Regions from separate parts of the Homo sapiens genome. Here all the other regions are linked to region 3. The links are chromatin contacts, found by Hi-C or POLR2A ChIA-PET in ENCODE. All regions are on one chromosome and are shown on one strand. Each heading gives the region's core, a stretch centred on a gene start or an enhancer-like site at or near the end of the contact. The rest is flanking DNA. Distances are from core to core; before and after follow the strand shown. Region 1 overlaps MEIS1 (Meis homeobox 1). Region 2 overlaps MEIS1 (Meis homeobox 1). Region 3 holds the start of LINC01798 (long intergenic non-protein coding RNA 1798).

Evidence for each region. A loop is a pair of places that touch in the nucleus more often than their neighbours do. ChIA-PET counts read pairs that join two places held with the same protein, here RNA polymerase II (POLR2A). Pooled maps may share reads with other maps.
Region 1: a pooled map shows a loop between it and region 3 (2.4-fold over the local background). The contact joins the enhancer-like site here to the promoter of LINC01798 in region 3. A Hi-C loop is called at or near these places in 5 of 168 maps with a recorded cell type or tissue (PC-3, PC-9, aorta and 2 more) and 8 of 50 pooled maps. POLR2A ChIA-PET finds 5 or more read pairs at or near these places in 2 of 52 experiments (HepG2 and Panc1).
Region 2: a map of endothelial cell of umbilical vein shows a loop between it and region 3 (8-fold over the local background). The contact joins the enhancer-like site here to the promoter of LINC01798 in region 3. A Hi-C loop is called at or near these places in 6 of 168 maps with a recorded cell type or tissue (PC-3, PC-9, aorta and 3 more) and 8 of 50 pooled maps. POLR2A ChIA-PET finds 5 or more read pairs at or near these places in 4 of 52 experiments (HEK293T, HepG2, PC-3 and 1 more).

Annotation. Positions count from the first base shown.
Region 1 is chr2:66,479,250-66,483,082 of GRCh38, reverse strand. The region is part of intron 7 of MEIS1 (Meis homeobox 1); the gene reads right to left. Among named protein-coding and RNA genes, the nearest start is that of MEIS1-AS2, 41 kb to the right of the region's middle. Within about 2 kb of position 1,807, at least 6 of the 41 ENCODE cell types and tissues checked have a DNase peak (open chromatin) inside an H3K27ac peak, as active enhancers do; they include PC-9, where a contact is called at or near this core.
Region 2 is chr2:66,506,869-66,510,738 of GRCh38, reverse strand. All of the region lies in intron 7 of MEIS1 (Meis homeobox 1), which reads right to left. Among named protein-coding and RNA genes, the nearest start is that of LINC01798, 65 kb to the left of the region's middle. RefSeq lists enhancers at 1,621-3,148, 2,543-3,486, 284-3,547. Within about 2 kb of position 2,063, at least 4 of the 41 ENCODE cell types and tissues checked have a DNase peak (open chromatin) inside an H3K27ac peak, as active enhancers do; they include PC-9 and endothelial cell of umbilical vein, where a contact is called at or near this core.
Region 3 is chr2:66,572,137-66,576,027 of GRCh38, reverse strand. LINC01798 (long intergenic non-protein coding RNA 1798) reads right to left here and starts at 1,998. Exons shown (of 6, transcript NR_110156.1): 1 at 1,863-1,998. MEIS1 (Meis homeobox 1) reads right to left here. Exons shown (of 13, transcript NM_002398.3): 13 at 2,159-3,891. RefSeq lists enhancers at 309-764, 3,159-3,891.

The sequences.
Region 1 (3,833 bases), core at 558-3,057, 93 kb after region 3:
GGTATGGTTCAAAATTCTATATATTAACTTGTTTAATGTTCTCAGCAGTCCTATAAGTAGGTACTAATACTACTTCCATTTTATGGGTGAGTTTAGGCTGTTCCTGTGTCCAAAAAAGTCAAACCATCTCACGTAGAAATCTGATTTATTAAAAGCCTGTTCTCCATGAGTAGAGACCAATATTGGGTTGCTTCCATTCTGATCCTACACTGAAGCCCCCTCATGCCTGAATATCACTAGATGGCATCAGGAATATTGAATGAGACAGCAGGTAACTCCTAAAGAGAGCAACATTGGGAAATATGTGTGTTCCAGACAGTTCTCAATTCAGGGGTAAAGGGAGAAACAAACACTGGACTACCAATTCCTTGAGGACAGGGATTGGTCTTACTCATTTCTGTCATCCCAGAGCTTAGCACAATGCCCTCTATACAGAAGGGTCTCCGTGAATGAATAAATGAATGCAAGAAATATAATGCTAAGCAGTGCCTGATCACTTTCTTCTAAAGATCCTTCCTCATATGTCATTCTGTATTCTCTCTTTCTAACGAGAGACAGAGAGAGAGAACTGGTAGACACATTTCAAAAATAAATGAACCAAAAAGATATCAGTTACTAGGTTACTTCTTAACCTGGTAAAAAAGAAAATTGTTGCAATTGAGAAACCTGACTGACTTAGGTCCTGTTGTTTTCTCACTCACACCCTGTCAGGCCTTAGGTTATTCTCACCTATGAAATAGAGACACCAATCTCTGCTCCACCATAAGGGTGGTGGTGTGAGGCTCACAAATGAACGAGGGTGGGCACATTTCAGAATCTGAATGCATGAAAAATGAGTTATTTGTTTGAAAAATTTCCCACCTAGCATTGTACCTGGCACATAGTAGATTTTCAGTAAATATATTTATTAAATAATGGAATATCACTGGGCATGGTGGCTCACACCTGCAATCCCACCACTTTGGGAGGCCGACGTAGGCAGATCACAAGGTCAAGAGATTGAGACCATCCTGGCCAACATGGTGAAACCCCGTCTCTACTAAAAACACAAAAATTAGCTGGGTGTGGTGTGTGGTGGTGTGCACCTGTAATCCCAGCTACTCGGGAGGCTGAGGCAGGAGAATCACTTGAAACTGGAAGGCGGAGGTTGCAGTAAGCCGAGATCACGCCACCGCACTCCGGCCTGGCAACAGAGCAAGACTCCGTCTCAAAAAAAAAAAAAAAAAAAAAAAGAAATATCAGACCTAAAGAGCCACAAGTCTCTGATCCTCTAAACTCCATTTCATAAGACTTCATTTAAGAGGCTCAAAATTGTCAGCGCCAACTTCAGTAGATGGAATAAAACCAATCTCAGGTAAATGCCACTTCAGGTCAGAGTTGGAAAAGTTACATCCAACTGCACATGAAAATAAATAATACTGTCAGCCTTATGGAGAGGCAAGACTCATGAGAATAAAGAGATGCTCAAGGTACCAGGATTGAAAAATCAAGCCAACAGGCCCCAACTCTTGCAACCCTCCTCTTTTTGCTCTTTCTCCCCAGCATCCTAGGTCACAAACCAAAAGAATGGCAGCGTCATTGCTGTCATTTTGCTCCTCTGAAATAGGAACCTGGATTAGCTTTAGCTGGCTGAAGCTCAACCCAGATAAGTCCAGAGCAATGCTGATAGGCAGCAGGAAGGAATTTGAGGAAGTGACAAGAAATGCCACGTCATCCATCACAAAGAAAGCTTTCCCACAAAGTGGCCTGGGAGCTGGCTACATAGCAATGGGGGCTTAGAAAGATGCAGATAAACACAGAAGTCTTTCCTAGCACCAGAATAGAGAGCCAACCACAAACAATTCATGCCCTTGCCACATCCTTCAGTGAGTAGTAGGAAGAATGTAGGATACCCTGCCTTCCACTTTCCCTGCTCATGCAGCCAAAAGGAACCTGAGCTTACATGTCCTGGGTGCCCTCCTGCTGCAGGGGATCAGGATGCCTGAGGCAGCAGACTTGCCTCTCTGCTCATTTCTACCACATCAACCAGAGAATCACCAGAAATCCTGAGGATGTGTTTTTTTGTTTTTTTGTTTTTTTTTTTAACAGAGATTCTAGGCTACAGTCTTTCTGTTGCAGGGAAGGGTATGTGCCATGTCAGAAATAAACTCTTCCTAATTTCATTCTCCAAGTAATGGACATCATAATAATCTGCAATGGCATCTGTCATTGCAAAGATTTCCACCATTCTTCACAAAAGTTTCATAGGAAAGTAGAAGTCAGCAAGCAGTTATTCTCCAAAGAAATGCACAAGTAGAGAAATGAGACTTAGCAAAGAAGACTGGAGAGAGTGGAACTCTTCTTTCCTATCGTTTTCTTAGACAGCAAGAAATTCCCTATTGATTATACATGTTATGACTTTCTGATGGTTTTAAAATTTCATTCAAAGGGTCTGTTCTCACAAAAACGTACCCAAGACTTGTCTATCTTCAGGAGGAAATTTGCACTTTGAAAAACAGACAAAAAGATCAAATCTTTTTACCAAAAATATATTCTGCATTATTAAATAATTCTAGTGACTACTTAAAAGGGCATATTGAGCTAGATCTCAGCCTGTACCTTCATTGGATAAATCACATAATATCCCAGTGTGCTAAATCTCCTTGAAAGAAACTCTGGCTTAGATTCTGCCATCTCAAATTGTCCCAAACTTCTATCTAAAGAGAAATTTTAGTCACTAGTATCCCAGAGGTTTCATTATGGCCACAGCTGTTAGTAGACCACATTTTCATCCTGAGTAGCCAGGGAAATATTTCAATGCAGTATATTTTTTGCTCAGAACTCTTTGAGAACACACCAAATAGGAAATAATTAGAATAACATTTACTTATCCTCACATATTAGCATTAAATTATTGGTTGTATTAGTGGCTTGCATTTACATTAAACTTGCAAATTATATAGACCCTTATTTCTATTCTATGAGCATTTGAATTTTTTCCCTGCATGCATATCTAATCATTTGCTTACCTCTTATCACTCCAGGAACCTAGAGTTCTTAATTCCATGGATTTCCACAGGGCAAGAATCTAGGCCACCGTTTATGCACAGAAATCAATTCAGCCATCACTACACTATGCATCAAAACAACATTTTAAGAGCAAAAGTTGAAGTCAGTGGCATTGAGCCAAAGCACCTCTCCTCTGAAGGAAAATGCAGTGAGATTTTTAAAGAGCAAATAGGGCAGGTTACCGAGCCTTACTGTCTCACCAAGAAATGGGGAATCCTTCATGGCCCGGGGCTTCTTGATTCAAATCTGGAGCTTAAGACTTTGTGCCTAAAGAAAAGTGCTGATTGCCTTATCCCCCAGTGCATTTCTGGAATGTCCCATGTAAATATTCACTGGATCAATTTTCTTTCTTTGCTCCTAGTGAGATCATATTAACCAATGACACTTTTATGTTTTTAATTAAAATCAAAAAGAGCATTTTGGCACCATAAGTCTATTGCATTTTTATAAGATCTTCATCTCTGAAACACAATCTTATACTAACATGACAGTTTCAAAAAAATCATATTATCATAAATCATAGAAACATCATTGGCTTCTTTTAAATTGTATTCAATATACTAACTACACCATTCACAAATTATAACAATCTATGCAAATGTACATTAAAGCCATAAAAAGCTTTTCCAGCATATCCTTTTCCCACAGCCCAAATAAAGGTAAATTAAGAAAATCTGGCAAAAGGCGTATATGTCTATTGCCATTTCCCACAGCAAATAGGGTGTTTTCCTCTGGGAATAAAACATTTTCTTTAAACTACTGTTTATAGCCCTTATCAGCTCAAC
Region 2 (3,870 bases), core at 814-3,313, 65 kb after region 3:
TCTCCTGTGAAAAAAAGAAAAGAAAAGCATTCCTCAATTTTTTTTTTTCAATTGCCTTAACTTGTACTGAGATGAAGTTTAGAAAGTTTGTTGGGTGAGGAACAAACTAATTCCAACATTTCTACTATTATTACAGAATATGCTATAAATGCAAAACTTTTGCAAAACTTTTCTGATTCTAAACTTTTATTCATTAAAAATCTGTAATTTTATTATATTTAAAATCTATCTGTTTCATTAAAAGTTTAACAGAAACATATCTTGTGTTCACTTGGAAAAGATCATGAAAACCCACCACTCCAAAGCCATTGTTGTATCAGTGAAGAAAATGCTATGTTCTCTGACTGGGCCAAGGTCATGTACCCTGGCATGGAACTACTGGGGTCTGTGCTGTTCCAGACCCCTACATCTGTAAATCAGCACTCCTTCCACCCAACCAAACTCTTTATTTGCATAACCAAGTATTTTATGAGAAGTCCCCTTGGATTTGCCTAATAAATTCTTTGAAAGTCCAGTATTTAAACAGCCTTTTTATTCAGAGAAGCAGTTTACCATATAAAATAACAATTCATTAAAGAAACATGAGAAAAGAAAACAACTCAACAGCATTTAAATTTTCAATGGGCTAATCCACTTTCAATATGCAAAAGGTAACCAAGGAAAAGACACATACGACCTGATCATTGATTAAAAATGAAAAGCTTATAACCTTACAATACTGTTTTCACCACCTCCCCATGATTATTTTCCACCTTTAAAAAAAATAGCCTTTTTATCCACCTCAAACCCCTTCAGATTAATTTAGCAAGCAATGCATAGTGCCTGCCTAGAAGAGAATTCATTGATAATTTATGGAAATATCTACTATAATCCAGCAGAGATGACTTTTTTCCAGCTTTGTGCATCAATAGATAATCAAGGCCTTAAAGCAACCTTAGCTTCCCATTACCTCAGGCAAAAGAATTCCTGAAAGCGTGCCTTGAGGGCACCTGAATTATATACTCCATTAGGAGAGGAAGGCTTTCTGCATTCCATGTGTAACACTCACCAGAACCTTTCCTGTTTATTTCTGCTGTATGAAAGCAGAAGCATTAGGAACAGAATTTTTTAAGTGAAGACTTATGTAGATACAATGGAGAAACCTTTCAAGCAGGAGCCAGATCACCCCCTTCAGTCCCTGGCAGTGACCTCTCCTGAATAAAAGGTTTCTATTACATCATTAGCTCAAGCCAAAAACAGCCTTGGCTTAATGCACAGTTTGTTCTTCCTACTGTTTTTAGGCAAATACAGCTACTTTACTCCCATCTGGGAGGGAAATTACACTGCTGGGTTGTAATCTAAGACAAGATTTTCATTGGAAGCAAATGCTTTCAATCCAGTGTAAATACTGGTGCATGTTCAGAAAAGCCTAAAACAATAAACCCTGCTCCTTTCCGACACAAGTTAGGGAAATGGAGAAGATGGGGAAGGAGAAGAGCATAATAAAACAGACTATTCTAAAAGCAAACACTTTCATAGATTTTAATAAATTGTTTAACCTCTTCCACTTTCTAAAATTGAAAATTGATCTGGAAATGTCTCAACCTCAGAGGAAAGTCTAAATGGTCAATTGTACCTTTAGCATTTCCATTCACTCCGCAATTTGATATAGTCACCTCAATGTGGTCTCTCGAGAATTTCTTTCCTTTTTTACTTTTGAGATCACTAAACAAACTTGGAGAACCGCCGGCCGACCACACGGCAGCAGGCAGCAGCTCTGAACCACATTTGTAAAATGTCAGCAGTGACTTCATTCCTGGAGCTGACTTCTCCTGCCGCCAAATGAAGGCAAACTGAAAAGGTGGAAATAATCATAAAAATGATGCTAGTCCATAAACAAGCTTACAGCCTCATTAGGATAGCAGTAGGCTCCAGTGGGTGATTTATGCTCGTTTTGCTGATGCTATGAGGAAATGCCATAGGGCGACTTTAGCCAACCGCTAATGGTTTCTGACAGCTTCTTAGCAACTAGTGCAAGCAACGTTGTGGCGTTTGCTAGTGACAGAAACTGAAAATGTCATATTATCTGCCCATGTGTCATGAAGTCCGTGTGGCAATTAACTAGCAGGCCAGTGACTGAGGGGCCAGAGGCTCCTGAAAATGGCCTTTGGCTATGCAGAGGCAGCGGCCGGGGCTGCGCACACACAGGCCGCACATATGCAACATTCTAATGCAGAAATCCTCTCCCTGCAACTTCCTGGGCTCTGATGAGACCGGGCCACTCCAGTCTCTTTTTTCCCCCTCATTGAAGTGAAACTCTGGGTTCCTCTCTCTCTAGGCACAGGCTCGGGCATTATAAGACTCTAAAGCAATCTGCTTTGATACGATTATCGGAATGGCTCCTTAATTGGCAATACCTGGTTCTGTGCCTCTTGGATGCTGGACTCAAAGGTGCTAGCTACAGTACTTTGCTACTCTCTCACAAATTAGTCTAAAAGGATTTAAGATCACTGGAGCAGACTCATTGCCTGTCAGATTTCAAGGAGCAGAGGAACTCTGCACAGCAACAAGACACTATTTAAAAAAACACCAGGTTTCTAACGAGCAGGGGGAGAATCTTGGCCACACTTTTCAGTTTCCGAGCTATCAAAACCATGCACTATATGTCAAACTGTCAAACCTTTCAGCGTGGGCCATTTGCCCTTTCAAATAATATTTAAGAATTGTTTTTACAAAATTTTATAGGCCATGGTCTAGTGAAAGAGGCCAACCAACAAAGAAAGGAATTTGTACTACAATTCGTCTACGGACAATTTCTTGTGAGACCTGGGCCTGTCCCTACGGAGCAAGGCAGGTGACCTGTGGCAGCTCCCAGGCTGTCAGAGAGCTCAGATTTCAAACACTCTCAACTCAAACATCCCGAGTCGCCTATTTAAGCATGCCCAGGCATTTAGACTGTGCTATCTCGTGCCTTTCAAGGCAGGATAAAGCGGCATTTATCGTATTCAGGCCATTCAATGGGTCAGACTGACCGTGTCAGCAGGGGCTCCTCTCCGGCAGGTCAAAGCCTTGCTTCCATTTTTTTTCTCTCCCTACTAACTCCTGTCCTCTCAGGACTGCTGTTCCCCTAAACCTACTCAGAGTGAAGCAACAACAAAACCCAAAACAGCTCCTAAGATTTACATCACAACTGATCAGAACTTCCTGTGTCAGTGGGCCATCAGGTAAAAATAAAATAGGTTTTCTATTAGAGGGCTCTTTATGTCATAGAAGCAAAACTCCTAATTAAGGAGATGAACTTTCAACTGCCAGGGCAAATGAACGTGTAAGGTTGTGGACCCCCTTGTTTTTCTAGAAGCCAAGCTGGAAGCCACAGTGACTTCAAGATCATTTTCATTTACAATTTTGTATTGAGACTCCACAGTTTTGGGCCATATCCTCTCTTTAAACTTTACTTTTCTCCTCTTCCAGTGTTTAGGAACAGTGTTTAATCCCAAAACGTACCTAGACTCAAAAATCAGGCCATTTATAGTTGTATCTCTTGATACTGCATAAATTCGATTGTGCCTAAAAAGTTTTCCAAATGGTCCATTCAAAAGTATGCTTATGAATGTATAGTTCCTGTTGTAAGATGGCTACATTTTCATGCAAATAGGATATTGTTGCATGATCTTATTGTCAGCAAAAAGAAAGCCCAACATGAAGGTTTCTTTTTTCTCTTGCATGTTTCTCCCATAGAGTATCTACATGAGGGAAAATGGCATCTCACCCCTTGAAAAGTGTGTAGAACATCCTGCCTTGCTAGTGGCTGCTGACACAAACACCCCATCAATATGGAAAGGCTGGGTTTCCTTTACAGTGGCCTCTCTGGGTGTGCCTGATGTCCAGGGT
Region 3 (3,891 bases), core at 749-3,248:
CTTGCGTTTTTCCTTTTCAGAATCCTTCGACTTCACTACGAAGTTTGCTGGTAGGCGCCTCTGCTCCGGGGTCGGAGCCTCCCACCAAGGCTCCTTCCCCTCCCCTTCTCCCCGCCCCCGCGAGCCGAAGCAGCCGCAGCCTCCACCAGGACCCGGCCGCCCGCTCGATCCCCCTGACCCGGACCCTGCGCCCAGGTTGCAGCGCCGCCCTCCCGGCCTTGCCCCCGGGCTCGGCTGGGGGCTCTTTTCCCCGGGGCGAAACTCGCCCGCCTGGCTCACTTCAAGGAGACACCCGCTGCCTCCCGAGGAACTCCTAATACCATCCATACAGCTTTAATGCGTTTATAATTCGATAAGTGATTTCAATTTGAAATTGTTAGTAACTAATTTTATGGGTAATTTTTCCACATCAAATATTTAAGCATCAGATTAAGGGAGCCAGTTCCGACACTGGATAATAAGGGGGTTTCCCCCACTCCCGCGCCTCCGCCTCCCTCCGTTTCCTACCGAGTCGTTTTTCGAAATCCCCAAAAGATGGCAGTCGAAGCCGACTTTCCTCTTTTCCTGTGGCTCTGCGAAGGGAGGGGGAGAGAGGAGGATGGGGGAGTGCGAGAGTGGGGGGCGGAGAGAGAGAGAGAGACAGAGAGAGAGAAGGAGGAGGAGGAGAAGGAGAAGAAAAAAAGGGGGGAGAGAAAAGCTAGACGGTGCATGGACTTTTCAGACGAATTCTTTCACACGTTTCTAATACAAGCGAAAAGCAGTGGTGAATTTCCTGGAAAAGTCCTGGCAGAAATGAAAGCCAAAAAACGTGCCTTGTGGCCTCAGGGTACGGGATGTGAGAAACTCAGCACATTCAAGCTAAATCTTCATTTTAGAACAGGAGAGGGAGAGGGAGACCCAGAGAGGAACCGACTCGACTGACTTTAGGGTCTTTCTTTGTATTTTAACATTGTATATAAATACTACACAACTAGGCAACGTGTTTCCTCGAGGACTGGACTCTGCGAATTACATAATGAGGGGAAAGAGGTAGGGGTGGGGAAGGGGAAGGGGTGGGGGCAGACTGCAGCGGGCGGAGGGGAGACTGGGGCGAGCAGCGGATGAATTGCAGACCAGTTGCCAAAACTTTTTTTTTTTCCCTGCTGCTGCTGCTGCGGCTGCCTTTGCTGCTGCCTTTGCTTTGAATGTGGGTAACTAGGAAACAGCAAGCCGTCTGAGAAGACGGAATTTCCAACGTGTAAAATGTTCTTAACGGAACCATTGAGCGAGTGCAATAAGGCGTGAGGGGGAACTAATCTTCCCATTTAAATGTTTGTGGCAATTTTATCTAAATGAATTTTAATGCTAAACGAGGGTAATTCCCCATTTGTAGCGCGTTTACTTCTCTTTCCTGTGCTTCTAAAGCAGTCGAACATCATGCAATGAACAATAACAATAAAAATACTGTCAAGGCATATTATTCATTTTGAATGTGTTATAATTACAGCTGATTAAATATGATAGGGTAAAATATTTTTAATTTTTTGAAAAAAAAATTTAAATCATATTAAAAAGTAGTCTCATTCAGCCAGAGCCAGCCCCCTTTCCACCCCCCCCCCACCCCCCCACCCCCCCACCACCAAATAAAAATAAAAACCAGGTACAATTTTGTGCCCTTGTTTAGAGGAGGGCGTTTTGTTTTTGCCTTTTAGGAAACATCAAAAACACTCTCAGCACCTCTATTATTTGCCTCTTTCGGATAAGTGTCCTCAATAACCTTCGAGCTGGCTCTGAAATTTACAAGAGGAAAAGCTAAAATAGCATTAAGAGGGGAGGGCATCGAGGCAGGGGAAGAAAGGAACTGCGAAGAGCGAGGCTCTCACCTAAATGGCTCACAGAGGGGGAACTCACGGAAATAGCAGTTTATTTTTTCTAATTCCTGGACACTGCTGATCTCGATTCTTCAGAGTCACCATATTCCCTAACTACTCTTCACTTGTAAACCTCCCTCCCCTAGCGCCTCTCTCTTTCTCTCTGTCTCTCCCTCTCGCCTCTCTCCCTCTCCCCACCACACCTCCTCCCCTTTCTTTCCCTCCCCCACCCATCCTGAGCCTCCTCAGGAATAAAGGCTGAAAATAACCAACTCACCCGGGCATGTACTGGAGAGGAGGAGCAAATAGACAGTTTATAAAGTTTATTATTAATTGTTAAAGTAAATAAATGGTTGTTAACTGCTAGCAACCACCTATCAAAAGAGAATGATTTCACTCACATCGACTATTTAGGTAGAGGAAGAATTGCCACTAGGTCAACAAGGGAGATTTAAACAATCCCATCTATGGGCTGGGGAGGGGTAGAAGCGCTGCCAGAGATGGCTGCAGTAGGCTGAGCCTTGCTCTCTGCGCATCCACGTGTTTAGAAACAAGGCCCCATCAGCAAAAGGTGAGAATGCATTGCTACTCCAGCAGGTGAGTCAGTCAATCACACATCACCTAGTAAAGCCAACCCACAGCTGGTTTCTCTTTTCGAATAGAAAATAGAATTGCTAAGGGCCGGTTTATAGGGTGACTTGGGCCTGAATGTCAGACTTGAGTTTAAGGCTCTCTCTCCTCCGACCCATCCTTTGTTTACAAAGCAATCACTACTGAAAGGCTTATTTTTTAAAACGAATTTGCCTTAATTAAAATATTTGTATATTTTCCTTAGCTTTGGGAAGCACTTTTTATAGCAGCAATTTTATTTAAATAAAATTATAAGCTATTCCAGCTTAAACATATTATTTTCTACCATTTAGCCGGCTGCCATGCAGAAATCTTGTACAGCTGTTCTGGAAAATTGGTTAATAACCAGTTTTATCCAATGAGAACATAGAGCATATTTATAAAAATTAGATTTTGAAGTCTGGTCTCTTCAATTCATGTAGTTAATTTCCTAATAAACATATACTGCTCATCCTAGGTAACATCCTTTAGTAAAAGACTTAACTTTGTACTTAGGTTTGCCTTTATGTGCAAGAATAATTTCACTGATATTAGATGAGTAATTCTGTTGGATGTAATTCTGAGTCTAGAGTTAGTTTAGTGCCTTTAGGCCTCAAATTTGCTGATATTAGGAGTTCATTAAGTCAGCTTAAAGAAATCAGTGGTTATTATTAAACAACTTACTTTGCGGTTAAAATTGTCAAATACATATATGGCTTAGGGAGCCAAAATTAATTTTTATATTTACTGTATTAATCTTTAAAAATCTGGGGGGCAGTAAACAAATTTTTCAAGCAGTGGAGTCAGCATGACAAAAATAATCTTGTTTTTATTTTAGATTCAGATTTCATTACTGCACTCAAACGACTACAACTGGGCTTGGCGTTATTATACAATCCAAACTGTTTCCATCAGAAACGCTAAGACTCAGTGTGCAATGATTGTTATTAATAATTAGCTCCTTGGTTTCTTGATAGAAAAAGGCTATCAACAAGCATTTGTTTATCCACAACAAAAAGTATAATTAGCTTATCCCACTTAGTAAATCTTGTATGCATGCCAACTCATACCAAACTGCTACTTTTACAAAAAAAAATTGCAATAATACAGTTCATTTTTCCAGTCCTTTTTGCACAAAATTTATTTACAATGTCTACATAAATGCTCCAAGGTGGGACTATGAAAAAATACACACATGACCGATGCTTTGCTCAGAAATAAAGTCAACATATTAAAAATAAATCTTCAGTCTATGTTTTAGAGCTGCTTAAAACAGGAAGTGATGTATAAGGTGGTGGTTGTTGCATGGGGACAATGATGCTTGATGTGACAATTAGGCTTCTAAACACACGGCCTTTTGGTTTCCATGCCTCCTCCTACCAGTCTCCTTAAGACACTGCCTGCAACAGCTGATTAATCATTGTTGATGACT